Linked DNA regions of Mus musculus: region 2 is linked to region 1. The links are chromatin loops, found by intact Hi-C in ENCODE. Cell type or tissue: left cerebral cortex. All regions are shown on one strand. Links, peaks and the distances in the headings refer to the core of each region. The heading gives the core; the rest is flanking DNA.

What was found. Peaks named below come from ENCODE experiments on the same cell type or tissue, not always from the same donor. Only the 100,000 strongest peaks of a DNase experiment are listed, where the experiment ranks them.
Region 2: a loop joins it to region 1, with 6 times the contacts of the local background. A loop is called at or near these places in 23 of 42 quality-filtered maps.

Annotation. Positions count from the first base shown.
Region 1 is chr19:47,171,504-47,186,963 of GRCm38, reverse strand. It overlaps Neurl1a (neuralized E3 ubiquitin protein ligase 1A), which reads right to left and starts at 8,144. Exons shown (of 6, transcript NM_021360.4): 1 at 7,413-8,144. The coding sequence starts at 7,497. In left cerebral cortex, for the core only: CTCF peaks have their summits at 8,795, 11,306 (motif pointing right) and 12,257 (motif pointing left); DNase peaks (open chromatin) are centred at 8,125, 8,730, 9,573, 12,268 and 3 more places; H3K4me3 peaks cover 2,678 bases; H3K27ac peaks cover 1,880 bases.
Region 2 is chr19:47,252,989-47,268,448 of GRCm38, reverse strand. Neurl1a (neuralized E3 ubiquitin protein ligase 1A) reads right to left here. Exons shown (of 6, transcript NM_021360.4): 4 at 14,641-15,330; 5 at 11,591-11,737; 6 at 9,008-11,032. The coding sequence ends at 10,794. It overlaps Sh3pxd2a (SH3 and PX domains 2A), which reads left to right. Exons shown (of 15, transcript NM_008018.4): 15 at 1-8,275. The coding sequence ends at 1,462. Among named protein-coding and RNA genes, the nearest start is that of Mir6995, 13 kb to the left of the region's middle. In left cerebral cortex, for the core only: a CTCF peak has its summit at 8,666; DNase peaks (open chromatin) are centred at 5,348, 7,066 and 8,632; H3K27ac peaks cover 213 bases.

The sequences.
Region 1 (15,460 bases), core at 4,513-12,512:
CAGGAGGATATTGGTGGAAAAATCTACATAGTTAGTACTGGGTACACAATAACTACCCAATATATGGCTGCTATTGTAAATGTTACTATGGGAATTAGCAAGCAGGACTCAAAGGTGACACTGACGTCTCTGGCATCCAGGGTGACTGAGGAGGCCACCACGCACCCCAGCCTCCATCTCCGTGCTGCAGCTGAGGGCGGATGAGCTCACGTTGTCTGCAAACGTCATGGCAACTAAGGAAGGAGCCCAGACAGAGCTGTGGAAATGGCTGCGTTGGCTGAAGAATGGATGCTTTGATTATCTGATTACGGCTGTGGCAGCCACCGAGGATGGGGGAGGGCCTCGGGGAGGGCCAATGATAGCAGTGCCATCATCTCTCTCAAGACAAAGGCAGGGGTGAGATGGAGGCTAAGCCCGGTGTGACAGTGAACACCTGTAATCACAGGACTTGAGAGGCTGAGGCAGGAGAATTGTCATGAGTTACAGGGCAGCCTAGGCTTCATAGTGAATTTTAATGCCAATCTAGGCTACAGAGTGAGACCTTCTAGAAGACATACAAGAGCAGGTGAGGTGGCTTAGCAGGTAAAGATGCTTGCCAGCAAGCCTGACAACGTGAGTTGGATCCCCAGGGCCCATGTGTTAGAATAAAACTGACAGAATCTCTCTCTCTCTCTCTCTCTCTCTCTCTCTCTCTCTCTCTCCCTCCCTCCCTCCCTCCCTCTCTCTCTCTCTCTCTCTCTCTCTCTCTCTCTCACACACACACACACACACACACACACATAATTATTATGTAAAAACAAGCAAACAAAACAGCAAAGCAGGAGGATCAGAAGTTCATGGCCATCTTCAGCTACATAACAAGGTGGTAGCCAGCCTGAGCTACACGGGACTCATTTCTCACAACAAACAAACAAGCAAACAAGCAGCTATCACGGTTTCTGGTGTAAGGACCAACATCACAGCAGTAGCAGCCGGGATACAAGGCTCAAAACTGGCTAGGACTGGTCCAGGGAGAGCTACTGGGAGTCCCATCCTCTCCCCTACATCCAGAGACAGGGCAGCAGCAGAGGATCCTCCAGGGAGTTTTCCACTCTGCCTCCCAATCAGGATTCCTTAGCCGGGCCTGGGCCTCGGGAGCTTCTCCCTCAGCCACCAGGAGTCACAGCCTCAGGAAACACAGGTGTCTAGCTGGAGCTTGGGGGAGGGGCAGCAATCTCCTTGGTAACCAGTACTTAGTGAAGGGACGAGTTCATTAAGTATTATATTGTAAAAGATAGCTAGTCCACACAGCCCCAAAGGACACTTACCCAAAATACCTACACTCAGGGGCTGGAGCGATGGCTCTGTTGTTAAGAGCACCTGCTGCCCTTGCAGAGGACCCAGGTTTGGTTCCCAGCACCCACCTGGTGATTCCCAACCATCTGTTCCAGGAGGGTTGATGCTCTCCTCTGGCCTCCACAGTCACTTGACATGCACATGGTGCATATGCATACATACATACAAGTATGGCAAACAGCCATGCATATAAGGACAATAAAATTAATCGTTTTAAAAGCCTATATGGAAATGCCCATAGTATCCTTACTCATAATAACCAAATGTGGGAATCAACTCAAATGTCCATCAGCTGATGAACATGATGTGGCTTATGCATGCAGTAGAATATTACTTGATTTTAAAAAGAGACATATTTCCAGGCAGTGGTGGCACACGCCCTTAATCCCAGCACTCAGGAGGCAGAGGCAAGCAGATTTCTGAGTTCGAGGCCAGCCTGGTCTACAGAGTGAGTTCTAGGACAGCCAGGGCTACACAGAGAGATCCTGTCTTGAAGAGAGACAGAGAGAGAGAGAGAGAGAGAGAGAGAGAGAGAGAGAGAGAGACTACATTGTCAATGAAGCTTGAAAATATTAAGCTGAAGAAGCCAACAAAAGTGCCCAGTTATTCTGTAATTCCATTCATATGAAATGTCCATGAGAGGCAGGTTCTTAGAGACAGGAAGTAGACTGGTGGTTGCCAGGGAGCCGGGAACAACAAGAGTGGCTGCTTAACGGTCACAGGGTTTCCCTTTGAGGCAATGCAAACATTCTGGAATTGGACAGAAGTAGTCATTACACCGCACTGTAAATGCCTCTAAATTACATGCATTAAGATGGCAAGTTTTACACCGTGTAAATTTTATTACAATGAATCCTTCAGAAGGTAGGAGGTGGGCCACCCACTCTCCATCCAGGGGTGACCACTGGGCTGTGAATACTTTTCTCCCCAAAGCTTTCTTAGAGGTTTGTACCTCCACACTCAGCAGGAAACAGGGAAGCACTTTAAAAGAGCCAGAGGAGAGGAAGATCTTATTCCCCTGTGGTTCTCTGCACACGAAACATGAATTCCCTCTCAGGTTCTCACGGGGAACATACAACACACATAATCCCTTTCTCTAGGCCGTGTCCCGCCCCTGCCCACACACCACAGCACTCTACTTCATCCCCTGCTGTTCATTTCCTACAGTCCCACCCATCCCCAGTTCAAACCTTCCGTGATGTGCCCTCCCATCTCTGACCTTGGCACACAGACCTGGGCTTTCAACAACCCAACCATCCGAGCACGTGTCTCCCCTCCTCCTCCTTCCTCCTTGTGTTTCCAGGGTCTTCAGCCTAAGATACTAAGGGCACTGGCCTCAACCTCTGACCCCAGCATCCACCTCCTCAGGCACTATTGGTTGGTCCTGAGCCCAGAGCGACACCTGGCTCCCTACACATTCCTAGCTCCATGTTCCTCAGACCCAGAGGGGATCATCAGTAGATTGTCTCCAGGAAAAGCCCAAAGTCTACCCCTGAGAGGAAAAAGTGAAGCCCACTTCTCATCAGCCTGACAGGCAGAACAATCTGATATCTCCCTCTCGTGACAGGTCCCGGCAGCTGTTTTAATGAAAGTGATGAGGAACCCACATTGCTGCAACAGAAGGGGAAGAAAGAAAATCAGTCCCTCTACCCCCACGGGATTTCAAAATGGGCATTGCTAAAATCACAGCTGGACGCTGGCCTAGTGCAGAACACTGGATGGGGCAGCCAGCATCACAGTCCTGGGCCCCAACCAAGGATGTGTGTTCATGGAGAGTCTCATATTTATTCTGATTCTCTTCCTCCTTCCTGTCTCCCTCCCTCCCCCCTCCCCCTCTTCTTCTCCCCCTCCCCCTCTCTCCCTCCCCCTCCCCCTCCCCCTCTCCCTCTCCCTCTCCCTCTCTCTCTCCTTCTGTCCTTTTTTCCTTCTTTGACAATGTCTCAATAGCTTAAGCCTCAAACTCAACACTCCTCTGGTCTTAGCCTCCCAAGTGCTAGGATTTCAGGTGTGTGCTACCAAATCTGTGAATGAGGACAGGAAATAGGGACCCCTCTAACCAAAACACATAGATCTCACAAATACTCAAAAGCCTAAATGTCACGTAATGAGGGGAACAGTTCCAGGGGACTCCTCTAGGCTTCCATGTAGCCAGGAAAAGAACAGTGTCTCTTTTAGGGGGACAGACTATATGATCACTGAACAATGAGGTCAATTTGCCAGCCCCCAGCCAACCCTGCCCATGAAGGACAGAGCTCAGCTTTGCTGCTCAAACTGACCCACTAAGGAATTTGGTCAAATCAGTGTGTTTTCCCCTTTTTCTTCTCGTTTGTAAGGAAGGAAATTTATCCAGATGATGCCCACAGATTCCTTCCTCATTAACAATCTCTTTTCGGTGCTTAGAAACAGTCTTTGCACATGCTGACACCAACAGTCTATTTATTCATGTGTTTATTTAGCAGCAGTGGGGATGGAACCCAGGCCTTCACTCATCTTAGGCAAGCACTCTCTCCACCATTATACCCTCGGCCCATGGAAACTCATTTATAATTATAAAATAATACATCTGTAGCTAAACAGGTGAAACTGGGAGAAGCATACTGTGGCAACCCAGCTACAGGAAAATACATAACAATGATCTCCTTCGTATGTGGATCATAACTGAATATCTCCAATTTTGTGTGTTTAATTTACAGTTGATGTAGATAGAGGCCAGAAATCTAAGAGGTCATTGGGAGGGAATTTGTTAAGAAAGGGTGGACAGTAGATCTAGTCTATACAAGAAAGCAGAAGGAGAAATTCCAAGGGTGGGGAGGGGATGGGTAAATAGGAAAGGGGGAGGAAAAAGTCGGAAATGGGGAGGGGTAAATAGGAAAGGGGGAGGGGAAAGTAGGAAAGGGGAAGGGTAAATAGGAAAGGGGGAGGGGTAAATAGGAAAGGGGGAGGGGTCTATGGAGATGAGGAAGTAGCAAGATAAACTAAAATAATGGGAATATGAAAATGCCATTGGCAACCTATAATCTTATAAGCAAACTTTTTAAAGTTGGAAGGGAGATACCCTACGCGGCTAGAAAAGCTCCTCCTTGAAGCTGTCGGTTATAAATCAGACACAAACGGTGTCAAGTGTGGGACGACCCCTTATGAGTCAGTTGGGGGAGCCTTAGAGGTCCCCAAAACAATACAAGCTCTTGCCATCCCTCTCGGGTGTCCATCAGAACTAGACGACCCTATTGCTGAAGGTACCACACACCTTGGCTGCATGCAATAAAGAGATCAAGCTGGAACTGAGCCTGAAACCTCTTCCCCGGGGGCAAGCTTTCATAGTGTGGGAAGCACTATGCAAGCTGCTTTGAGAGAAAAGGATACCAGTGGTCTCACACAGCTGTGCATCCTACCAACTATGAAACCAAACTGCTGGGCAAAATGTGCTCACTTGGGCAACAGTGGTACAACTGTTACAGAAGTAACCAACCACTTTGTGATTGGATTGGAGGCCCACTCCACAGAAGGGAATCTATACTTAGTACTATAAACACCCTCAAAGCTCAGAGTGGGTAGAGTCATGGAATCTAGGGGTCCTATTGGTGAGCTAAAGTGACATAGTGTTGAACCTACCTTCTAAATATATATGCTTATTATACCTATAGACAGTTACCTCATAGCCTCAGAGTACTTCCAGTGGTCTGTGCTAAAGGCAGAGATCTACGGCTTCACAAGGCGCTGAGAATAGGTGACAGATCAGCCCTCAATAAGACATTTGTGATCAGTCCATCCAAGCTTAGAAAACACTAAGGAAGATTCTAAGAGGCTCAGTGTAGGAAGGGCTGTGAAATAGCATCTTCTGGGAAGTGTGAGGTCATTGCAACCATGAGCTCTCAACAACTACAGGTGTACAGGGTCTGCACAAAAACAAGCCATCCACGGGCAGCCAAGGACAGAGGAAGGACTCCGAGGGCCCCACCTCTCACTGCCTAACTGTTTTCTACAGACAGATCCAGGGGAAAGTGGTGTGTCCACTAGTGACCGCAGCAGACACCAGCGCATAGCTCGAACCCACTGGTTACACGGATGGCCCTCGATTTAAAAATGAGGGGGAGGGGCTCATCAAAATAAAAAATCATGAACCTAAGAAAGGGACAGGTAGAGATGAGGGACGCTCATAAGGATGGAAGGGAAGTAAGAGAGGCTGAGGGGGAGAAGGGGAGAGGGATATATGTGTGTGTGTGTGTGTGTGTGTGTGTGTGTGCAGATAGACACATATACATATATATATATGAAACTAACTTAAAAATATTAACTTATTTTTATTGAACACATTTTTTAAAGAAAACATAAATTAAAAAAAAAAGAAGGGAAATCCCATATGATTCATTTCCCAGCACCTTTGAGAAATGTTCCTTCTTGGCTCTTATTTATTTGTAATTACTGCTTTTTCCTTTCGATCGACATAACCGCCTTTTAGCAAAATGGGAAGCACAGAGGGGACGGGGGTCACAAAGTCTTTGTCGCTTTACAAACCGTTCTTATGCTGTGAGCACTTCCCCAAGTCATCAGAGTCTTTGAAAATGTAATCTTAGTGATGGCACATCCTCCCCCATGATTCCTAGGCATTTAGCTTGTGTTCCTCGTCTAAGTGATACTGTCAGGAGCATCCTAATGGCCGTAAGTACCACCTGCATCTCCATTTTCCTCCCATCAGTTCTATGAGGAATTACAAGGTCAATAAACATGACACTAGAGGACCTTTGCAAGTGTCACCATATTAATTTCCAGAAATCCACCAAGACCCACTAATTTTCCGGAGCAGGGTAGAGGTGAAGTTCTGAAAGACTGGGTTAGAATGCAGGACAGTGGTACATCTGTCATCCCTTCTCCATCCTGAAGCTAACTGCAAGAAGAGACAAGAGTTCCAAGCCTCTAGGGTCTGAAGCCTAGCTGTTTCTAATTCAAGAAACAAGCCTCAGTTCCCCTCCTCTGTAAAGTGAATATGGTTACTGTTGCTCTGCTGACTAAAACCAGAGAATGTCTGTACTCCCTGAAAAGGGACCTGTGAACATCCTCCATGAACACCAAGGCTCTGGGCTAAAGGGTACTCTACTACCCTAGTCATATCCTGGGAGACTTGAGGAACTTAAGTTGTTTTGTGCCATGCTGTGGGTTTTGTTTTGTTTTGTTTTTTAATTGTTCTTATTGCTGTTTAGGAAGCCCTGGGACTTTTAGCTATCACTGTGCCCCTAGAACTAAGTGCAACCTGTCTCTAATAAAGATGAAAAAAAAAAAAATCAGCTTTCCAGAGAGAATTAGCTGGGTCCAGGCGCCCAGGAAACCAAGCAGCATCTTCCAAAGGTCAGAGACATGTTGGAAGCTGGAAGGCCTGGGGCAGAGCCTCGGGCCTCCCCCAGAGGGTGCTGGATGGGCCATAGACAGCAAACCCTCCCGATAACGTTCCATCTGTTTGGAAGCTCCCTTCCCCTCTTTCTAGGGTTCAGACCAGATACTTTGTCTTTGGATGCACAAAACAAACAAACAAACAAATAAACAAACAAAACCAAACAACCTGACTCAGACGGTGCAAAAGATCACCCACTTGCAAAGACCCCGGGAGCACGCGTCTGCCCTTCTAGTCCTGAATCTCTAAGACCCTCTGCTTGGAAATGCAACTAGTGCTTCCAGCGGGATCTCCCCCAGCCCTAGGCAAATGCAAAAAAGACCACAATGACTCTCTTGGGAGGCTCATCTGGAAAAACCTAGGTTTCCCTCCACACTGCCCTATCCAGCCGGCAAATGTTTTTCCCACCTCTTCTCACCGCTTAGCATCACTGGAGGGGACTCCAGTGACGTTGCCAGGGCAGATAAGGAGAATTGCGCAGACCCCCACCGACCGCCATCCTCCCTCATCTCCACCATCAGCACCGGTCAGCTGCCACCACAGCCCACCTCCACTGTCAGAAGCGCCTCTCCCGCCCTCCAAATGCACACAACAGGTGGCACCTGCCGGTCGTCCCCAACCGCACCCCTGCCCACCACTCCACCTGCGCCGCAACCCTCCCTGCAATTGCTCCCCGGTCAGCGAAGCCTACCTTTGAGGTTCTGGGGGTGGCCCCGCGACGCGCGGCTCGGGTTTCCTCGCTGCAGAGAGGAGACACTGGAGAAGTTGTTACCCATGGCATCGGCCCCCCGGGGGTGCTCCGGCGGGAGCCAGGCAAGGCTGGGCAGGAGCGGAGGAAAGGTGTGCAAGTGTGTGCGCGCGCGGGTGCGCGCTGCCAGGGGAGGGCCCTGGCGGGGCTGCGACCGGGGGCGGGCGGTTTGCTGTCTCCGGCTCTCCCTGGGCTTGGCGGTCTTCGCTCGGCGGGTCCTGCCCGCCGTGGGGGTCCTCGCGCCACCCGGCTACCGGGCTCCCATGCCCCGCGCCCGGGGCGGCCCGGCCCCTGGGCCCCGGCCCGCGGCGCGAGCCGCTGCGCTCTGCCTGGTGCTGGAGCTCGGATTCCGGCTGCGGGTGGGCGGCGCAGCGGCGGCGCGCTCCCCGCGGGCCATAGAGTCGGGGCTCGGCGCGCGGCTGCTCGGAGGCTCGTCGGCGGGCTCGGTCCCCGCCCGCGGGGACGGCCGCGGCGACGTGCGTGGCGCCCTCCCGCCCGCGGGTGAGCTTGCAGCGCCCGGCTCGTGTGGACCGCCCCCGCTCCCGCCAGGTCCCTCCCGAGGCCGCCGCCCCCAACCCCCGCCCTAGCGTCGCCAGGACTCCGGGGCTCCGGTTGTTATGGCGACAGCTGCGCAGGTTAATGAGCGTCTTAGTGACACGCGCGCGCCCGCTCTGCCAGATGTGGGTCTCGGGGCGCGCCGCGTTCCCGCTGGCTATAAGTTCTCGAAGGCGCGCGGGACCCAGGGTTGGGGGCGGCACTGCTCCGGACCTGACGTCAGGAATAGATGGGAGCTTCGGAGGTTGAGCGTCTCCCTGTCCTGGGACATAGAACCTGAAAACAAGAGGAAGAGGACCGCCACAACGCTGGGAGCCCCGGAGCCAGGGCGTGGCGAGGTAGCCCTAATGGAGGCTCCCTAGCACGGGATTCAGGGCCTGGCACGTGTTAAAACGCTCAGGAGTGAGTGGATAATGAATTAAGACAATTGAGATCAGGAATACAGTCACCTCCCCTTCGCTGTAGTTGGAACTTCCAATCAGAACCCCAGTCAGACCATTTCCTGACTGTTCAAACATCCTTTGCATGTTCAAGAACGGAGAACCACAAGACCAGAAGCAAGCCGATGGGACCCAGCTCAGGTACAAACCATGAGAGAGATATCGGTTCCAAGTTGAATTATTCTGTCAGCTGGAAAACTAAGAGATTGGGGAAGGGATAGAGGGGGTGCTATAGCCTATAGTAGACCAAGGTGGCTTCCTCGAGGAAGGGGGCAGTCTGTAAATGTCCTGTTCACGTGACTCTTCCATCTGTGTAGCTCAGCACTGCTACCTGCAGGAGGGACCAGGAAGTCATCTTGGATCTGGGGCGGTTATTTCTCCCAGTGTATCATGGGGGAGAAGACAGTCCGTCTGTCCATCTCACACCTTCATCAGCCTTGCTGCTTCTCGGGGCCATCGCTCACTCTAACCGGACTTTCCCAACTCGGATCCAGAGTGAGCCCTGGGTCATGAGTGGGACACAGACATCTCCTCCATCCTTTTCTGGAAGTTTCTCCATAGGACCCATCCTCAATGTGTAGGCACAGCTCTTTCCTGACCACCCCAGCTAAGCATCTCTGCCTCTCTCTATCATTCTCCATAGGGTCATCCCATTCTCTTCGTGGCTTTTATATGACTTTGCCTAAAAGTAGCCTTTTCTGCTTGGTTAGATTCGGCTTCTCTTGATAGAGAATAAGCTTGCTGAGGGGAGAGTCGGCCAGCCACTTTCCTCACAGTGTTCTAGCTCCCAGGGCAGGGACATGCGGATTCTCAGAAGTATTTGTACAGTGAATGGATCCCCATGCCTGCCAGCAGTAAAATCCTACTGTGATCTTTAGACATCATCTCTGATCCCCTTTAGCCCCCTGTCCTGCCTTTTACTCTCCTCTGATTGCACATGTTATATCCTTAAGTTTCAGAGACTCCAGGCAAGCTAGAAATACCTGTGAAAGGTATGCTCTGGTGTTTGAGGAGAAAGACAACCAGGCCCCCAGTCCCAGCCCCAGCCCCAAGCCTCTGGGGTGCCTGGGATCAGGTGCTGACTGGCTACAGAATGGTCAGGGACTGGTGTCTTATTTATAGGCGGTGTCTTCCCAACACTTATTCCCCAAATGATGATTCATTTGTCAGCAATCTGTGGGCTCTTAACAGCTACATACATAAAGCACACACACACACACACACACACACAGAGAGAGAGAGAGAGAGAGAGAGAGAGAGAGAGAGAGAGAGAGAGAATGAGGACATACAGATTACACATAGCTGGGGAGATCAGGCATTTTATGAGTCAGAATAAATATGTGGAGCCTGTATAGAGGAGACTAATTCCCCTGGAGTGTGTGTGAAGTGCAGGGTTCTGGCTGGGATTTGTAGAGAGTGGCTGGAGAGGCTCTGAGTCCTTCTGGAATAAGCCCGCTTCTGTGGCCTGGGAAGCCTTGGTACAGGATAGGGGTGGACCCAAGGCCCCAAAGGGAGATTACAGGCCCCACACAGGCCTAAATGTGGGCCATGGGCAAAGCAGAAGAAAAATGAAGGCCAAATGACAAGAAGGAGGGAGGAAAGGCGGGAGGGAGGGAAGGAGGGAGGGAGGGAGGGAGGGAGGGAGGGAGGGAGGGAGGGAGGGCGGGCAAGCAGGCCAAAAGGCTCTCTCCTGATCCTCTGAGTAGCCTGAGCTCCAAAGGAAACTGACAGTGTTGCTTCTGAACTTGAAGGTCATAACCTGCTCAGGTGTGCCCACCCTCAGCCCCCTATTCAAACTTTAATCTCACTTTAGGACCCCAGAAGACAGACTTGGGGGATACTGGATCTCTTTGTCCCTCTTTGACCGTCTTTGTCCCTTGGTTCCTAATGTGGCCACATTCACTAACTCTCCTTTTTCTGCTTTCTCAGTTTAATTAAGGACCAGTTACTGGACATGGCTTGGGGCATAGGTTGTAATTCCCTGTTCAGCACAGTATCAGGGACAAAGGCAGGGAGCTGAGACAGTATCAAAACTTCCCCTGACTCAGAGGAAAATCATGGGAGGAAGATAGGGCTAAACTGGGCTGAGATGAGGGAGACCCCCCCCCCCCGACCCCGTTCCCCCCCCCCCCCGCCAGCCAATGTGCGGCTGTGAAGGATCATGCAGGGGTCATGCTGAGCAGAAACACCCTACACTTGTCTGCCCAAGGGCCCCTCAGTGTCACCCCTTGAACCCTTAACCCTACTTTTTTCCCCCCTGGGGAGTTCAGATTGGGGCATGGGACACCACTGTTAAATGTCAACTGGATATAGGTCTTTAGCAAGCAGGCAGGGACCTAAAGAAGGAAGTATAACCTTCTACATTGTCCTGGGTTCTGGGAACCCTTTTCTGGCTCTGGGTAAATCCATCTTGAAGAATCACAGAGTGCCAGCAGCCTTCCTTCCTTCCTCTGGACTCTGGTCAAACTCCCAGATTTTTAGCCCCTCCACAACCACCACCCAGGCAGCTTAAAGGCAACAGTTAGGAGGTAGCTCAGCCCCATCCTGGAAAGGAGGAGCGAGAAGAAGCTTCCAGGGCAGACTGGAGCTAGAGGAAGTCACTGTTTAGGTGGCTTCAGTGAAACTATCAACATCACAAGGTGAAACTGGGCAGTGGTGGCACAGGACTCTAATCTCAGCACTCGGGAGGCAGAGGCAGGCAGATCTCAGTGTGCTTGAGGTCAGCCTGGTCTACAGAGCAAGTTCTAGGGACAGCCAGGGTTATAGGGAGAAACCCTGTCTTGAAAAGGCAAATCAACCCACCAACCAGCCAAACAACAAAAAAAACAACAACTCCAACACCACAAGGTGGTGCTCTAGCACCCAACACCTTAGAAACCCCTCTCCAGGATTGCAGATTCTTTGTTTGTCTGTCTGTCTGCCCATGTCTGTGAGAGCTCATATCAGCTAGTAGGACAATGGAGAGAGGACCCCAGGCAGAGATGAGAGGGGAGGTCAGGATTCCATCAAAAGCTGCTCTGCGAAACTCCCCCTGCTCCCCCTCCCACCCCATTACCTTCCCTTCTGGTCTCTCCCTCTCCTCTCTCTTCCTCTCCTTCTCTTTCCCCTCCCCCATCTTTCTTCTCTTCCCTCTCCCCCTGTCTGCTCCACTCTCCCCTTCGCCCTTATTCTCCACAGCGTCCACGGGTCTGAATTTGAGACCTGAAGTCCTTTATCAATCATGTTGAAAACCTAGCAGGATGTTTGATTTGACCAAGAGTCTGCTTTCTTCCTTCCCTGATCCCTGAGGTGCTGAACCCAGAGCTAGCCAAGGATAGCCAAGGATAGCCAAGGATAGCTGAAGACAGCCACAGACAGCCCACAAGGCAAACAAGAATGGGGTTCACCCAAGCGGGGCCACACTGCTTTATTCCCGAGGACTGAGCCCTACCCACTGCCCATTCCTTGAACAATTAGTAGACCTGAGGAGATGGTCAGTCGGTAAAGTGCTTGCCCTGTAATTGTGAGAACCTGAGTTCATGTTCAAAACAAAAACAAACAAACAAACAAAAACAAAGACAAATCTAGGCACGAGGCACACGCCTGTGATCCCAGCAGAAACAGAAGTTCCCCGGGGCTCTGCTGGCCTGCCAATCTAGCCAGTTAATTTTTTAACTTAAAAATATTTTTTTTTTGTCAGAGCTGGAGAAATGGCTCAGAGGTTAAGAGCACCAGCTGCTCTTTCAGAAGTCCTGAGTTCAATTCCCAGCAGTCAATCACATGGTGGCTCACAGCCATCTCTGATAGGATCTGATGCCCTCTTCTGGCCAGCAGGTGTACATGCTGCGTAGATGCTCTTTCTATGCAGTACTCATATACCCAAAGTGAATAAATAATTTTAAAAGATTTTTCATACAGTAGTTTGATCATACTGCCCCTCCCCCAACTCCTCTTAAATCCTCCCACACCCGCTGAAAGTGTGTGTGTATGTGTGTGTGTGTGTGCAGAGAGAGAGAGAGAGAGAGAGAGAGAGAGAGAGAGAGAGAGTTGAGACAAAAATTACCAAAGCAAAAAGCACACGCAAAACCACGGAGTCAATTTTCCGTTGGCCAATTACTCCTAGGCCTGGTTCTTACCCTTGGGTGTGGCTGACATAGCAGGTGACCCCTCCCCTCCTCTCCCCTCCCCTCCCCTCCTCTCCCCTCCCCTCCCCTCCTCTCCCCTCCCCTCCTCTCCCCTCCCCTCCCCTCCCCTCCCCTCCCCTCCCCTCCCCTCCCCTCCCCTCAAGGATCCCTGCAGAAGAGGAGGCAGAAAGATTCTAAGAGCCAGAGTTTAGGGATGGCTCCAAGGAGACAGCATCTTCAGAGGCATGCGCAGAAGACCTCACAGCACAGACACATGACCGATACACATGTTAACTCCGCATGGACCAGACCTTCTTCACAGGTTCAAGCCAGACAAAGTTCTGGCAAAGAGAAAGGGAAGGAGCCATAAAGCCCCATCCTAGGAATATTCACGGACCCATAAATATTCTTACCTTTGGGGCCAACTTTCATCGGTTCAAATGTACTAAAATATACCATTTGTGGGGACTGGAGAGGAGGCTCAGTGAGTGGTCATTTGTTGTTCTCTCAGAGGACCAAAGGACCTCAGGTGTAGAGATAATCTCTTGTGTACTGTGTGGAAGCATCACCTGCCAATAAAAAGCTGATGAGTAGTTTAAGGTGAGGCAGGATAGAAGGCAGGACATCCGACAGAGAGATTAGAACTCTAGGAGTCAGTCAGAGGTGGAGAGATTTGCCCTGGCCTCTGAAGAAGTCGGGCGTATGAAACTCAGGAGAGGTAACTAGCCTTGTGGCAGACATAAAATAGTTTAAATGGGTTATGTAAGGTGTGAGCTGGTCGGGGAACGAGCCAAAGCTTCTGGCCTAGGCGTTCATTCATAAATCAATAAGCCTCCAAGTCTGTAGCCGTCCAGTGGCCATGGATGAACTGGGTCACCTGAAAGGGGGCTGGAAGTGAAAAGGACAGGGTGCGAGAGAAGGATGACGCCAAGACAAGGTGCTGCTGGTCAAGGCTCCAAGTTGAATATTCAGCACTGTGTTTATTTAGGACAAGCCCACAGACCCATGCTCTGTTTCAGCTGGATTATGTTGCAAAGCAAGCTCTTGGGGCAGCCTACTCTTCTAAGTTCCTCTAGGAAATTGCAGATGAGGCAAGGGGAAGACTCCACCTGGGTCGTTAAACCCATTGTGGCAAGCACTTACGGACTGTTTAGTCTACTCAAGGCTGGGGGAAAGGGCACAACTCCCCCTTTTTTTGTTTTTTAAAGATGAGAAGGACCAGTAGCTAGATGGGGGCACAAGACTTACTTGTTTTCCATAATCCCGTCTAGGGTAAAGAGGATGACCATGCCTGTCTTAAGTCGGTGTTGTCTATATATAGCTTCTTCTTACCCATCAGGGAGCACAAACAGAGCATTGATATAGTCTCTGTCTTAGGTTGATCGGAGCTCAGGAACACTCTTGCCCATCTCTGACTATTGGCCTTCTATAGCCCACTCTTTCCCATTCAGACCAAAGCCACGAAGGACAATTGAATAGGCACTCAATGCATCTCTTCATAGGGATGAATAACTGCCATGGTGAATAGCTGAGCTTGCTGAGAGCGATCCTGTATGAAGGCAACTGATTAAGATACAAAGTCCAAAAGTTAAACGCAACAAGATTGTAACTAATAGTCCAAGCAGTGTAGAAATTAAAGCTGCGATGGCTGGAGCGATGGCTCAACAGTTAAGAACACCACCAACTGCTCTTCCAAAGGCCCTGAGTTCAATTCCCAGCAACCACATGGTGGCTCACAACCATCTGTAATGGGGTCTGATGCTCTTCTGGTGTGTCTGAAGAGAGCAATGGTGAATACATAAATAAAGTTGTAAGCCATGGGGAAGTGGAGAACCAGGATTCAAACAATCCCTGATTCTGTCCTTTTTCTCTTTTCCTTTTGGCCAGTCCTTCTCGAACTTTAGCCTTTACTATTCCTGAATGATCGATGTAAAAACAACATTCCTCATGGAGGGATGCACATAGTCCTCCCTGTTGAAGGAATAAAAGATCAAGTCCTCTCCTGTTTTGAAAAACGCTCTCCTAAAACAAGGAGTTTACAGATTCTTGCAAATGGGAAATAGAGGTTTCTATCCTTTCTATATCTTTTTCTATTGCTGTTCTAAGGAGTTTATAATTTTTTCCTTGAGAAACCAGTGCCAGTAGCTGCTCCTCCCACACTCAGAGAGTTCCTTGGAATCCAAATTTTAAATTTTAAAATAAAAAGCATGATTTCAGTAATTTTGTGGTGTACAGAGATATAATTCCCCCCCCTTTTTTTGTTTTTTGTTTGTTTTTGTTTTTGTTTTTCAAGACAGGGTTTCTCTGTGTAGCTCTGGCTGTCCTGGAACTCACTTTGTAGACCAGGCTGGCCTTGAACTCAGAAATCTGCCTGCCTCTGCCTCCTGAGTGCTGGGATTAAAGGCGTGCACCACCACGCCCAGCTTGGTTTTTTTTTTTTTTTTTATGAAGATATTGTTTTAAAGTTCCATGGGCTGGTTCCACAATACCTTGTCCTTCAGGATAATAAGAAAATATGGGTAACATCCATTTGCCATAATTGATTAGGTACGAGTCCTCGAGGAATAACACCATTATGTGGTACATGAAGAAATTGAGGACAGTGAGAACAATTCTTTACAATTTGACGTGCATATTTTCTAGAAATACCAAATTATTGTCTCAAACTATTACTATTTTGATGATATAAAGAATGAGATTGTATGTATGGCTAAGTGTTCCTGTAAGGCCTATAATCTGCCTGGTATACAATTCTGCTGTGGCATTGCCCAGGGGTCCAAACAATCCAGTATGAGCTCTTAAATGTCCTATAAAGTAAGGAACAGTACATGATTTTTTTTTAAAGTCCTAGAACTTACTCTGTAGACCAGGCTGGCCTTGAACTCAGAGATCC
Region 2 (15,460 bases), core at 5,023-13,022, 81 kb before region 1:
TGGGGACAGTGACTCCCCTGGGAGCTCCTCTTTGTCCCTTGCCGTGAAAAACTCCCCTAAATCAGATTCCCCCAAATCCTCATCACTCCTAAAGCTCAAAGCAGAGAAGAATGCCCAGGCAGAACTGGGGAAAAACCAGTCCAACATCTCCTTCTCCTCCTCTGTCACCATCAGCACCACCTGTTCCTCCTCCTCATCCTCGTCCTCCTTGTCCAAGAACAATGGTGACCTGAAACCACGTTCTGCCTCAGATGCAGGTATCCGTGACACCCCTAAGGTTGGGACCAAGAAAGATCCTGATGTGAAGGCCGGGCTGGCCTCCTGCGCCCGAGCCAAGCCATCCGTGAGACCAAAGCCAGTCCTGAACCGAGCGGAGTCTCAAAGCCAGGAGAAGATGGATATTAGTTCCTTACGGCGCCAGCTGAGGCCCACAGGCCAGCTCCGGGGGGGCCTCAAGGGCTCTAGGAGTGAGGACTCAGAGCTGCCTCCACAGATGGCTTCTGAGGGATCCAGGCGAGGTTCTGCGGACATCATCCCTCTCACGGCCACCACTCCCCCGTGTGTCCCCAAAAAGGAATGGGAAGGGCAAGGCGCCACCTACGTGACGTGCAGCGCCTATCAGAAGGTCCAGGACTCGGAGATCAGCTTCCCCGAAGGCGCCGAGGTGCACGTGCTGGAGAAGGCGGAAAGTGGGTGGTGGTACGTGAGGTTTGGGGAGCTGGAGGGCTGGGCTCCTTCCCACTACTTGGTGGCCGAGGAGAACCAGCAACCTGACACAGCTAGCAAAGAGGGAGACACAGGAAAGAGCTCGCAGAACGAGGGCAAGTCAGACAGCCTGGAAAAGATTGAGAAGCGTGTGCAGGCGCTCAACACTGTGAACCAGAGCAAGAGGGCCACCCCACCCATCCCCTCGAAGCCTCCCGGGGGCTTCGGCAAGACCTCGGGCACCGTAGCGGTGAAGATGAGGAACGGGGTCCGGCAAGTGGCCGTCAGGCCCCAATCTGTGTTTGTGTCTCCGCCACCCAAGGACAACAACCTGTCCTGTGCCCTTCGGAGGAACGAGTCGCTAACGGCCACCGACAGCCTCAGAGGTGTCCGCAGGAACTCCTCCTTTAGCACCGCACGGTCAGCAGCCGCTGAGGCCAAGGGCCGCCTGGCCGAGCGGGCTGCCAGCCAGGGCTCAGAATCGCCCCTGCTGCCTACCCAGCGCAAAGGCATCCCTGTCTCCCCCGTGCGTCCCAAGCCCATAGAGAAGTCCCAGTTTATCCACAACAACCTCAAGGATGTGTACATCTCGATTGCAGACTATGAGGGGGACGAAGAGACGGCTGGCTTCCAGGAGGGGGTGTCCATGGAGGTGCTGGAGAAGAACCCCAATGGCTGGTGGTACTGCCAGATCCTGGATGAGGTGAAGCCCTTCAAGGGCTGGGTACCCTCCAACTACCTTGAGAAGAAGAACTAATAGCACAGGGTCCTTCCAGACTCAACGTGCTGCCTTGGCTGCCACTGGATGAGCTGCGGCACGCCAGACACGGGGATGGACAAGATGGGAGGGGGGGAGGGGGATGACAACATTGAACCCTGCAGAACATGTGACCCCCCAATACACCCTCCAGCTGGAAGGGAGGGTGTGATGGGCATGCACACTTAGGAGAAAGGGAAGAGCAGGAATGCCCTGGGCCCGGGATCCCCGCATTGCACGTTGCATGCGGATGGACCATATGTCATTTAGCACAGGCCATGTGGGAAAAGCCTAATCGTGCCTTGCTGCAGATCTGGAAAAGATGTCATGAGGTGTCCTGGGTCCTGCCCTGCTCAGCCACTTCAGTGGCTGGCTTCTTGCCTCTGGAAGTCATTCTTGCATTGCCCTTGTGATGTGTTGGAGATTGTATTGGTCTCTAGTCCACCACCGACCACTGATGGGTTTCTGGAGAACTACCAGCTCTGGGCTTTGGCAGCGTCTCCAAAGAGCTCAGCCCTTTCTGGGGCCAGGCCACAGCCTATGTTTGGTAGTTAAAAGAGTTCCCAGGTGCCAACAAGGACTGTCTCCTCTTGCTGTGCTGGCTTGGCCTGGCAAGGAGAGTTGCCCTCCTCGGGGCACGTGGAGGACAGTGTGGGAGTTGGCCGAGAGGATGCGAGTCTCCTCCTAATCTAGAGATTGCTCGAGGATTTCCGGGTAGGCAATTCCTTCTGCATGTTTGGGAAATGGTTATCGGTTGGAGGTTTATATATCAAGCGTTTGGTTTGGGGTTTATTTTAGAAGTTGTTTGGGGGCCCGAGGGGCTCAGCCTCACATAGGAGACGGGTAGTGGTGGGTGGGGTTTCCGTTGAATTCATGGAGGGATGTTTTATTTGGGTTTTGGTTTAATGTCTTTTGCCTTTCCATAAACCAGATTGTTTGTTTAGGTTTCCACTGTGTACACAGTGCCCAAGCATGGCACCTTAGCAGGGAGTTTGGAACTGGGTAAAGCCAAGTCCCCGGCTCGGTGAAACAAAGTGTTCAGGTTCCTGCCCAAGAGGGAAAGAGGGCAGCCTGCTGGGTGGCTAATCTGCCTACTTCTGCCCACTTTCTCCAACCTGGGCAGAAGGGACCCTGGCTGGGTCAGCCCAGAGCAGACACTGTGCCCTTAGCCTGCTGGCAAGGTACCCAAGAAGATGGAGGACTTTGAAGCCAGGAGCCAACCCTATCTTCCTGAGGGGCAGCACCCCCCGGGGAACAGAGAAGCAAAAGAGAGTGGAGTGGAAACAGTCCTCTGTCTGCTTTGGGTCGTGAGTCAGTGGTTGACATTTCAGAGGGGACCCTCCGGAAAGAAGCCCGCAGTGTCCTTCCAGGACTCCCCTCATGCCAGGAGTGGATGCCATACGTGCCTTTGACTTGGGACAGATCCTGTCTCACAGCCTGTGGCTGAGCTGCCAGCATCTCCTCTGACCAAGGGCTGCTGGTTCCAACAGACATGGGAGGAAGAGCGCCCCTCACCCCACCTCCCAGGCAGGTCTGCCTTCAGCTCCCAACCCTAACCTCCTGGATCCCCAAGCCATGTTTCTCCCACAGGTGGATGCAACCCACTAGCCTCCTCTGTCAAAAGCCCGTGGTGGTGACATTGTTCTATTTTCCTTTTCTGTGTTCATGAGTTTGTTTAAAATTGAAATTAGTTAATTTTCTTCTGCTGGACAGTATTAAATAGAGTGGGGTTGTTGAGTTAATCTGCTAGATTGCAGTACTAATGATAGTGGTATAGTGTCTTCATGATATTATTTGTACTTATTTGAACAATAATGATAAAGAAGTGGTTCATTATTTCTTCATTAATGCACTTTAAGGTGGAATGGAAAGCAACCTGGAGAGCGAAGTGCATTACTTAAAGATGCAGCATATACACTTCTCATTTTAAAACAGCACGTATTTATTAAAAGAGGAAAAAAGTAATTTATGACTATTTAAAATAAAATTTAAAGTAGAGTGGCTGTCAGGTGAGAGGACCTTCGACGTAGCCGTCTGCCAGGGGGAGGGGCCACAGCCTCACTCCTCAGATGTCTGCATTGAGCCAGCTCCATTAGTGCGCCCGCCTGGCTGCCAGGCACAGAGCATCTCAGTTGGACTGGACCACCAGGATCCCCAGAGCCAGCCTTCCCCACCTCCCCTGTCCTTGCCACATCCCAAAGATTCTCTCACAATCCCCCGTGTCCTGAAATCATAGATCCTTAAAAGTGGGACAGGGAGGGTGGGGGACCTTAGAGGTCACTCCATACTATCCATTCCTGTTACTTTAGCCCAAGGACAGGAAATGACTTTCCCCAAATTGTCAAACTAATGGCAGGTTCCTGCACTGCATTAGTACTGTGTTCCTCCCCTGCCCCTCTAGTTTATTGTGTGGTCATTGTGTTTACATTGTAACATCCAGCCCCAGGGATGGCTGGGAGTTGCTCAGGCATCTGGGAAAAGTGGGGAACGTCGCCACCTAGTGTCAGGATGTAGACTTGGGCAAGGAGTCATAGCCAAGGTCCCTCACCACCAAACCCATCAGGGCACAGCACAAACCCTGCCAGCACAAAGAATACTTGAAACAAGAAGGGTGCATACCAGGCCTTCCCAGACATGGTCGAGAGATGCCAGGCGATGTGTCCCTGAATCCTAGCCCTCCCCAGGCGAGAGGGCTTTTCCTTAGAGCTAATGAGCTGCTTTGTGATATTGGACAGACCACAGCAGCTGAGGGAAGGGCCTGGGGCTCTGACCCACCTAGAGGAAAACCAGATCGAACTAAAAGGAAAAAAAGTGGAATCTCAGAAACGTCCAAACCTAGTTTTCCATTTGTTATGATTGAAAATGTGAAATGACATTGTATTGCTGTATACTGCAACTTTAATCAGAATGAGCCCTTCTGAGGTCATTATTGAGGTTTATATAATGCCCGAAGACGCATCATCTGGTGCTCTGTTTTCTTTCAGTTTAAAGACCCTTTTCTTGTATCACAGGGGTGGAGGGAAAAGTCTTCAAACCGTATCCTTTGCCAGTAGCTGGCCTGGCTACACTGCCTGGCTCCTCTGTGCTCTCACAGTCGGGGAGCAGGAGGAAGCTGGTAGTGGGGTGTCCATCAGCAGCAGGTTCCTGTTTGCTCCCCCCAGGCTCCCTTCACAACTAGGGTTCTGTCTGCAAAGGCCTCACTCTCTACCCCAAGCCTGGCCCCAAGGGTTCCTCTTTCTCACTCCTAATGGACGAAGGCATTATATAGCGCCCTCGTAGGCACTTTGAGATGTTAGAGAGTATTTTACTGGCATTTATACCCTTCGCTTCCCCTGCAAGGCATGTTACGGCGTCTATCATCTAAGGAAAAAAGACAAGGGAATTTCAGTCAAATGTTATTTTCATATGACTAGTACTTGCAGAATAGATGTAGAGTTATTTAAGTTGTAGTGTTCTGTTTTTTAGGAAGGGGTGGGGACCAGGTGAAATCACCCCGACTTTTCCTGGGTTTGACTAATATATAATTTTTTTTCAGGCTACTCGAGCCCCCTGTTCCCTCTAAAGACTTTGCATTCTCAATGGAAAACGAAAACAATCTGAGACAGGAAAAGTGCAATATTACCAAGAGGGATTTGGGACAGTGGAGACCCTGTTGAGTCTGTCTGCAGAAAATGGGAGGAGTTGTGGGAGGTAGCCACCCGAGGACAGCCCATCAGTGTTGTCCACCTAGAAGGATGTGGCATGGTGCTCTTGACCTCCTGGGCCGGTCCCCAGAGCAGAATGAGAACATCCACTCCCGTTCTCCTGTTTTGCAGTCAGCTGCTCATAGAGACCGGCAGCCCCCTCGCCCCAGCCTCCTGATGTGTGTGGGCTATGAAGCTTTGGATGTGTGCTTGAGTCTTTCTAAAACTGTAAAACCTCAGTTCAGCTTGTGGGCAGGAATCCTGGCCATAAGCAAACTCATCTGGAGGGTGCGTGCTGTAAGCCCCACTTACCCAGTGAGAGCCAGTTCCTACAGGCCTGCAGTAGGCCTGGAGCTGAGTCCTGGCCACCCATTCATCTCAGTGACTTGGGCAAAAGGCATGAGCCTGTCTCTAATAACAGGAACTCCTGAGGCAGGTGCACACGAGCATCCTTTCTCATGCAGCAAGGAAAAGAGGCAGGAAAAGATGGCTTCTTGGGGGCGAGGAGCAAGTTCCAGAACTCGGCTCCCCAAGGATAGCAAGCACGGCCTTGCTGGTATGTCCCGTTTATATAGTACTGTAGGCCTGCTGCTCTGACCCATCTTGTGTGAATTTCTATACAGATAGGAAGAGGGACCGGGCCCCTTTTTGGGTCTCTCCCTTGGAATAGATATGGCTGCATAGCCGTAATTGGAATACCCATGCAGCTCTCTGGAAAGACAACAGTCCACATCACTAACCAATTAAGATTCCCTCGCTTTTTTGAGGGCTGAGAATGTGTGTGTGTGTGTGTGTGTGTGTGTGTGTGTGTGTGTGTGGTCATTTCCACGAGCATGGGAAGTTCATGAGTGCATATGTGTGTGTAAGAAGAAAGAGACTGGTGGTAATTCTCCACTTGAATAGCATGGGGTTAGAGAGAATGAGTACCGGGCAGGCAGTCTCCATTGAACTAGTCCTTGGCATTGGGCAGGTCCCAAGGGACGCGCAGCTTCTGACAACATGTGTGTCATTCACACGATTCTGGCTGGAGAGTGCAATGTGTCTTTAAAAATTTTTTTGTAATTATTTTATTATTTAGTTGGAAACTTCACACTGGTATTAACAGAGCGAACAGAAGCAGCCCAGGCAGGCCATTGTCCCGGGCACCAAGATGAAGACATGGAAAAGATACTGTTGAGTATGGAAGTGCTGAAGTGATTAAATTAGGGCACCCACCTCCATCCTCTCCTTGGCATGAGACCCCCGGGGATTCATGAGCTACTGGGTTACGGTTTGTTTCTGAAGGACAGGCAGGCTGGCAGATGAGGAGTGAGACAGTAGGGCCTGCAGCTGTCCACACAGCAGTGCCTCCCGTCTCCACAGCGAGCCTTCCGTCTCCACAGCGAACCTTAGATCGCTTCCTGTGAGTGTGGAAGGCTCCTCATGACCGGCTGGGATTTTTGATAAGTCCCGTTTGGGGCAATCTGATAGTCTCATGTCCCCATGTTTCCTAAGCTCGGTGCTGAGAGTGACGTTAGCACTGCTAGTCACTTCGTTCTGTGCATCTGGGTCCCCAGACCACAAAGTAGGTACATTGGTGCTTGTAGATTGAAGGAAAGGGTCTTTCCAAAGCCTTGATCCCAACCTGGCTGCAAGGGATTGGCAGGTGCCACCCTCTCCCCTCTCTAAATCTCAAGTGACCTTGACAGTCCGTGCCCCTCCCCTATTGCACTCCAATGCCTTAGAGTGCCCCCCCGCACCCCCCCCACCCCCCGGTGCTGAAGGTCCCTGCCTTATTCCCAAATCATATTCTGGACAGTTGGCTGTGTCTTTGGAAGTGTGAGAGAGTCATGTTAGTGCAAACAGACGTGTCTGGCATGTGGGAAAGCTAGTGGGAGGCATGTTGGCAAGAGGAGTGCGCATGTTTGGAGTTACTGGCGCTTACCGTCCTTGCACGGGGTGGAAGCTTCCAGAGATGTCTTTTAGGTAGGTGTGGGAAGGCTGAGAGAGAGAGAGTTTGGAACAGGAAAGGAGTCAGTTCTTGGAGGTTGAAAACGAGAGGTTTCCAGGGATTTTTGCTCTCACCAGCCAAGAGTCCAGCCAGAGAAAACTTGTTCACTGGGCCCCATCCGGGCTTCCAGTATCATTGTCTTAAGGAAGAGGTGCTGCAAGTCATACGCCAATCTTTGGGTCTGCGGGCCCAGTCCCATCCCGGATTCCCCATAGTTTTTGCCCAGTGCATTTTGTCCCATGCAGAGCTAGCCTGTCAAACCATACAAAATAGACACCACTGACCATAATAGGCCACACCGTAGGGACCCAACACCTCCATACTAGACCCTAAAGCCCAGGCCTATCTGGGAGGCAGGTGACCTCATTGGGACATTTATTCCCAAGGCTCCAATAGAACCTACGGTTCTGATTGCTGAGTCTGCCTCCTGCCTGCCAGTCCGGCCAGGCGAGTGCACCACCCTCCTGCATGTGCATCTACTGAGGCACACTGCTTCTGAGTTTACTTCAAAGGGTACACAGTTGCCATCCTTAGATTTACAACTTGTCTCCTGCAACAGAGGACATGGGTGTCCCTACCAGTTACTGAGAGGCCTGGAAGGTAACTTGGAAGGCAGAAGTGAGCAGCTACTGCTACCGTGTGATGAGAACGAGCCGGTGGATGTCACTGGGACTCCTAAATCACAGGGATTTCCTAGTGTCCACTCATCCCCGGCCAGCCTACTGTGGTCAGCAGGAGCCCTTCCCCCAGTTTCTCCCCTCCGCTCCCCACCTCAGCAGAGGAACGGAGACAAGGACATTGGATGCAGTAGGGGGGTCCGTGCAAGTGCTAACATATCTCCAGGATCCTCGGTGGTGCTAACCTATCTCCATGTTTCTCATAATTCTAATAGTGGATTCTTTTTTATAAGCCTCATCACAAACACAGTGTCACCGGGGGAGGGACCCAGCCCCCTTGACCTGCCCCTTTCCAGGTGTCCTTTATCACTTTGGTGGGACTCTTTGATCTGTAGAAATGACCTGTCTTGGCATGCTTCTAGACTTCAACATTTGGATTGTTTTGTTTCCTATTTTGTTCGTGTTTACAGGCATCTTGTATTTCCCTAAAGACTAAATAAAGTTTTTGGCCTTTTTAACTGAACAGAAGCACGCGATTCTCTCTGACACCGGAGGATCCATTCAGTTGACTAGCAAAAGCCCCACTCGCTCAAACAGCTGCCAACTCGAGAACTGAGCGTGGGATGGGGTGGGGGAGGAGGGGGTCAGTTCCCACCGGAGCTTTCCACACTCAGGCAGCTTTCTGGGAGTAGCCAAAGCTGGACCCTGGGGCCTTAGCTAGTTGTGTTAGTCTCTAGTAAGCAGGAAAACATGGACCTGAGTTCAAAGGCAGGCTAAGACTGGGTGGCCAAAACCTCCTCCCAGGAAAGGGTGTAGGTAGGCATCCCACAGGTCTCTGAGGCCTGGCCACGGTAAATGTGCACAGTTCTAACCTTGGGCCCAGCCTACCTCTTTCTGACCCCAGCCACAGGGTTGGCCTGTCATTCTCCTAGTAGTCTCTAGGTGGCGATACTCACCTCACAGGATCTCTAGCCTGAGAGGAAACAGCATAGCAGGAGTGAGTGTACTGTCCCTTGCTTGGTGCCCTTCCTGATTGTTCTCCCCTCCCCCACCTCCCCCTCCCACCCACCGAAGGCCTGCAGCAGCTTCTCGACTTAAAAGGCTCGCCTGGTATTGTGGACCCCACTGTGTGAGCCCCATGCCATGCTCCGAGGGCAGCTTCTCTGTTACAGGCCTTTGGGGCTTAGGGGTCTACCCTCAGGTGTGCTCAAACACTGGCTCCCCCCCCCCAACCCCCAGACGCACAGCACAGCCCTCAGGCTGGTACGAAATCACCTTTATTCACAAACACAGTGGCCCAGTTCACAAGGGAGGCAGTGCTACCTCTGAACTAGCAGAATGGACAATGGCTTCTTTTCCCAACTCCAGCCACACAGCTCTGTACTAGGACCTTGCTCCATCTCTAGGATAAGCCCCAGCTAGATGGGGCAACTTACCAGCTCCAGCCTGAAGGCATCTACCAGGGCCAGTGACTGGAGAAGCAAGACTGAGGGTGGCCCAGATTCCCCAGTGCAGGCAAAGGCCCACCCTGGCATCCATTCTCAACACCTCCCCAGTACATTCCTCCTCAGAGACACCTGAGAAGAACTCCCAGGAAATACACGGAAAGTATTCCACCCCCAAACTTTTACCCAGGGGAAGCTGGAGTTTTAGGGGCAGAGGGCTGTGGCTAGAGCCACATGACTGGCCAGTGGCCAGGACAGAGACCAAGACCCTGCCTTTCAAGGCAAAAGCCGCCTCTGAGGATATAAAACCAGCCATATGAGGGCCAAGGACTGAAAGGCTGGGAAAGCCTAGGCTAAGACGCCACAGTAACCCTAAAAAAGGCAGGTAGGAATACAGGGGCCACAGCCCATAAGTAAGGGGCACCCCCTTAGCAGGACCAGAGGCTGGCTTTCAGGGTCTATCTTCCCTCCTCTAACAAGCGTCTCCATTCTGGTCCCTGACCCACATGTTGACAACTTTCCAGAACTTCTGATGTCTCTATAGAGACGGATGTCCTGGAACCAGCCACAGTAACAGGGCTCCCATCCAGGGAGGAAGGGCACACAGGTGGAAGTGGGCACTTCCCACATAAGAGAGGCTTATCCACTTCTTGGGAGGCCTCCAGCCTGGAATTCTTCCTCGGGGTTAGCAGGACTGCCATGAGCCTTGTATTGGGGATAGATTCCAAGTGGCTACTCCTTGCTTCCCTTCACCTGGCAACCCTGCAACAGTAGCATTTCAGGAGACCCCAGGTTGGAACATAACCCATAAAGCAAATAAATAAATTAAGGAAAAGGGCTGTCCATAGGCCAGGGAGACCCCACCCCACTGAGGGTTCCTGTCCCTCCTGGGCACACAATGGCAAATCAGCCCAGGCCAAGACTGGCACTGAGATGAGGGAGGACAGGCCTTAAGTGTGGCTGTGGACCTGCTCTTTTGAGACCCTGACAACAGAAAGGCTCACATCAGCCTACACTGAAGGGCACCCTGGGAAACGGCACCAGTGAGATGATTGGCGAAAGTCATGGCAAACGGGAGATCCTGAACATGGCAGGTTGGCCCAAGGTCAAGGACCTCGGACCTGTAGTCTGCAGCCTGTCTGTTTCCCTGCCTTGGGTAAGGAGAAAGAAACATGGCATGCAGTTTGCAGCTGCCCAGGGTGGGAGAAGGTCCACTGGCCTCCTCCCCAGCTGCCGGGGGGGAAGCTACATGTCTGCTAACTCTCTCCAAGATGCCGCACGGGCTGCCGGGCTGCACAACCTAGAGATCTGCCGAGATCTCGAGGGATGGCAACCAGCCACTCAGCATGCAGAAATCTGGGTAAAGAGGAGAGAGATATGGGGTACCCTCCTCCCCTCACTGCTTGTGCCCTCATCTCCCTGCCTGAAACTCTTTCAGCCCAATCCTCCAGGGACCTTGGTTTCCCACGTTTAATGGAAAAGGAGGAAGAGTTTGCAAACTGTAGAAGGAAGGGACCCTGTTGGCTTTGCCCTCAGCTGGTGCTGGCTGGGCTGCAGTCTGCAGAAGTGGGCGTGCAGGTGGGGCTCTGCAGTGGGCTAGGAGCTGCGGTAGGTCTTGATGATGTCCTTGATGGGGCGACGGCAGATGGGGCAGCAGGCGTGCAGGGCCTTCTTGAGGCGCAGGCCACAGGAGTAGCACAGGCACATGTGGCCACACGTGTAGATGACTGTGTCCACTGCGTGTTCATAGCAAATGGTGCATTCATCACTCCACTGGCCCAGACCTGGGGTCACCGGTGACTCGGGCAGGCTCACAGGTGAGTTGGGGGCTGTCCCTGAGAGCAAGAGCACCAATCAAAAGGGGATGGGACCCAGCCCAGCACGGGGCCTTCTCCCAAGAGAAAAGCCCCCCCCACCCCACCCCAGCTCATGTCTTCTGCCACTACGCAAAGCCACCTTTCCACACTGACAACCCACCTTCCTGCCCAAGGAAGGAGCTGTAGCCACACAGCCCCAGACAGAGCCAGAGCAGCAGTCAGAGGAAAGGAGGAAAAGAGGAAAAGAGGAAAGGAGGAAAGGACTTTCTAATTCTTTCCAGGCGTGGTTCTACTGCACTAACGCTTGGAATCCCCCACATGCACTTTAAGAAGTCGCCTGGAAGATCAGATACCCTCTTCTGTGCTCCGTGAGCATTTATACTTACATACACACACACAGACACAGACACACACACACACACACACACACACACACACACACACAGAGTTTAAAATAAATCTTTAAAAAGAAAAAAAAAAAGCCACAGCTACACATCTGGAGAGCTCTGTCAACCGTCCCTCTCTATAGGATTTCGAGAGACGCATTGACCCACCCACGGGGGCCTTGGTACTCACCTCCAGCAGAGCCACCTAGGGGCCCAGAACCGCAGGTGCTGAGCAGGGGGTCAGAGAGGCGGATGCCCAGGGCACTGGGTGAGGTTGGAGTGGAGGCAGGTGAGCAGGGGAGAGATGGGCCACCCCGTTCAGTCATGATGGTGGAGCCTGAGAAAGTGGATGGGCCACACTGCCATTAGCCTAAAGGAGAAAGTTTCAGTCCCTGCCCCCACAGAGAGCTCCAACACCTGCCCAGAGGACAGCCACAGGCTGAGGCAGGACCCCACAGGCTGGTTCAACTCCGACCCATGCTCTGTGCCCACCTATAGGTCAGGAGGTAGTATCATGTTCTATATCACCCGCAATTTCCAAGCCAACTTTCCCTAGGTACCTTTGGCCTTCAGAGAATGGAGTCCCCCGTGCCCATGCCTCCTACCTCAGTCTCTTGTCAGAGTCCTGCCCTCGCTACCACAGTGCCTTGGAATCACCCACCTTCTCTACCCAGGCACCCTGGTCCCTACATTCTGGTCTTGCAGCCTTGCCTTCTCTCTCTCCCTCCTGTTTTCCTCCCAGTCTTTCCTGGGGGCTCATTGTGCACGCATGAGACTGGGGACAGAGCCTTTGTCCTCAAGGAGCTGACTGCTCCAGGAGCCTCTTGAGGCTGTCCTCAAACATAGTCTCTGGGGAAGCATGGCTTCCCCTAAACTCCACTACCTATGGTTATTGACCCGCCATGCCCAGCCACACAGCCTAAAGTACTTCCTCTTCTTGGCCTGAAACTCCAGCTCTGTTTCTCTAGCAGAGCCACGAGCTCGCTGAGAACAAGAAGTCACTTGCCTGTGACTTTCCCATGGGCCCTGAGAGAAGGTTCTGCACACAGGCAGGTGCATTGTTAGCTGTAACTCATGTCAGTGTTATTATTTCTAAGAATGATCAACGAATGTTCACAGGGTGCGTCTTTCCTCTCTCCTCTCCTCCCTTCCTTCTCCCCCTCCACACTGAAGACTAGACTCAGGTTTCACTTGTGTTAGGAAAGCTATCAGTCACTGACCAATGTCCCAATACCTTATTTAACTTTTTAAAACAGTATCTCACAACCAGGCACACCTTTTATCCCAGGACTCAGAGGAGACAGAGGCAGGCAGATCTATGGGTTTGAGGCCAGCCTGATCTACAGAGTGAGTTCTAGGACAGCCAGGGCTATACAGAGAAACCTTGCCTTGAAAACCAAGTAGCCTAGGCTGGCTTTGAACTTGCTCCGCAGCTCAGGCAAAAGCCTCCCAAACAGGTTGGATTGCATGCTCAGTTCATACAGTTTTTCTCTTACTACATTAATATTTTAAATCAATTACCATCTTTTCAGAAACGGATGTCAAGTTACTTTTCTTTCCCAACTGCACTGGCTAGCATTTTTCCGAACAACATCTATAAAGCAACCCTGACCTGGTTGTCTTAGTGAAAGTAGTTTCATTCTACCAGTGAATACATAGAGTTCTGTACACATGGATACAGGAAACGACCCTTACTTATTGGCTCATGGGGAACTTTCACAAAGCCAAGCCTTTACTGTAAGAGGAACGGTGACCCTGCACATGCTGCCCCTGGCTTCTTTTCCCCTTAGGGTCAGGATTCCCCAACACCATTTTGTTGGCTGACAGACATGCCCAATTCTCCAAACAACTCAGGAGCTATTAATAGTCACTGGGTTCTGGGTGGTATTTCTTAACATCCACCTTGACCCACTTAGTACTTGGGACAGAAAAAGTCTTGTGTTTGTTTTGTTTTAATTCCTTCCTGCTCCAGTCTCATAAACACCCTTAGATGGCAGAAGCCTTACTGGAAAGCTACTTAGCTATTATTAGGTGGTACTGATGTAGGAGCGGGCTTTGCCTCTGTGATTTCCCTTCTCTAAGAAGCAATGAGTGCAGCCAATTCTCTCTAACTAACTTCAGCTCAGATTTGCAGGCGCGCGCGCGCGCGTGTGTGTGTGTGTGTGTGTGTGTGTGTGTGTGTGTGTGTGTGCGCGCGCGCGCGCGTGCGCGCGTGCAGAATTGGCCTGGTCTACAGAATGAGTTCTAGGACAGCCAGGGCTATGTAGACAGATCTTGTCTCAAATAAATCAGGCAAGCAAACACAAACAACAACAGAATCGGAGGTCCAGAACCTATCCTACAGCTACAGAATTAGGATCTCCGGAGCTTCGTTTACAGTGAGGCTAGTGAGAGATGCCCAGCAAGGTAAACCCACCCTAGCTGTGGCTGACATCATGACGAGGACAGATTTCCCACGCTAAGGACTGCCAAAGGGAATACTGAGAATGGAGCACATGCAGACACACCTCTCGGACAGCCACAGCGCATGACTGAATGTGACTAGCCCTCACACTCTGGCCATCTCCGCCCCCTCACTAGGTTTGCCAATCAAAGCCCATCCTCCCTTCGGCTGCCCTCTCCTCAGGTGCTTGGTCACAGTGAGGGATACCTATCCTATATATAGAACAAGCCACGGAGTGTGGCTTAATACAAGCCCACATCCTCTAATCCTTTCAAACTGCGTCTTCCTAAAAAGAAAGGTCTAGAACACTGCAATCTAATTCCTGAAGGCCACCTGCTCAGGGAGTCCCCTACTCTGATGCAGGTGCCCAAGAAGACACTAATACGGTGTTTGAGGTGTTTGTTTGTTTGTTTTTCTGTTTTGAGACAGAAATGAAGCTCTGGCTGACCTGAAACTCAATATGCAGACCAGGTTAGCCTCGAACTTGCAGAGATCCTCCTGCCTCTGCTTATTAAACGCTAGGATAACAGATATGCACCACCACAACCAGCTAACCTTATTTTCCCTAAGAGCCACAAGCAGCCCTGAGGAAACCAAGTCTCAGAAAGTTCACTGCCCTCGCCCCTTTAATACAACCTCTGGGGTGTAAGGCTCTGGCCAATTTGTGTGTCTTTTGGGTTCTTCTGAGTTCATTCCTCTCTTCCCGACATCCGTGGACCAGATGCTTCCACCCTACCCAGAACTCACCTAAGCCTAGAAAGAGCATCATGGACTGGGGGATGGCACCCGGAACTCACCGAGGATGCGGACCTGCGTGATGGCGCCATGCAGGCTGAAGAGCATCCAGAGGGGCTGCGAGGCATCCACGCACAGCTGCATGCCGGCCGCCGCGCCGTTGTGACTCAGGTGCAGCTCTCCGTCCGCGTTGACCACCAGGCCCAGGATGTCGCCGCTGTGCAGAGGCCCGGGCACGCGACACACCGCCCAGAACTCCTTGCGGTCCACCAGGGCCTCGGGGCTGAAGGGCAGGTCGGCGGGCCGCAGCGTGCCAGGGTCACACGTGGTGACCCCGAAGGACAGCGCGCCCGCTCGCCCCCCGCCCGAGCGCGTGACCTTGATGAAGATGGTCTCGGCCACGCGCACAGGCCGGCTGGTGAAGACGAGCGCGCGCTCGTCGCGCCCGTGCTCCAGGCGCGCCACCGTCTGCTCGTCCAGGATGCGGACGTGCGCGCCGGCGCGAAGCGCGTGGAAGCGCAGGTCGCCGTCGAGCTGCGCCGGCAGCGCGCGGCTGTGCTGAGAATTGAGCGAGTTCTGCGGGATCGGGCAGCCGGCAGGCGGTGCGCCGTCGTCGCCGTCGGCTCCCGGCACGTTGAGGTCGCACAGGCTCACCGACAGGCGCGCCTCATCCGCCTCGCACCGCAGCGACGGCCGCCGCAGCGCGGTGAAGGAGCGCGGCCGCAGGCAGTCGGGCAGCACCAGCTCGCTGTCTGCGACGGGGAGGGCGAGAGACAGGGCGACTGTCACCGTCCCACAGGGGTCGCGCAGCAAGCGCCACCAGAGCACTAAAGATACTACTGCTCAGGTACAAAGGCAGGAAGCGAAGGTGGCGCGGGAATC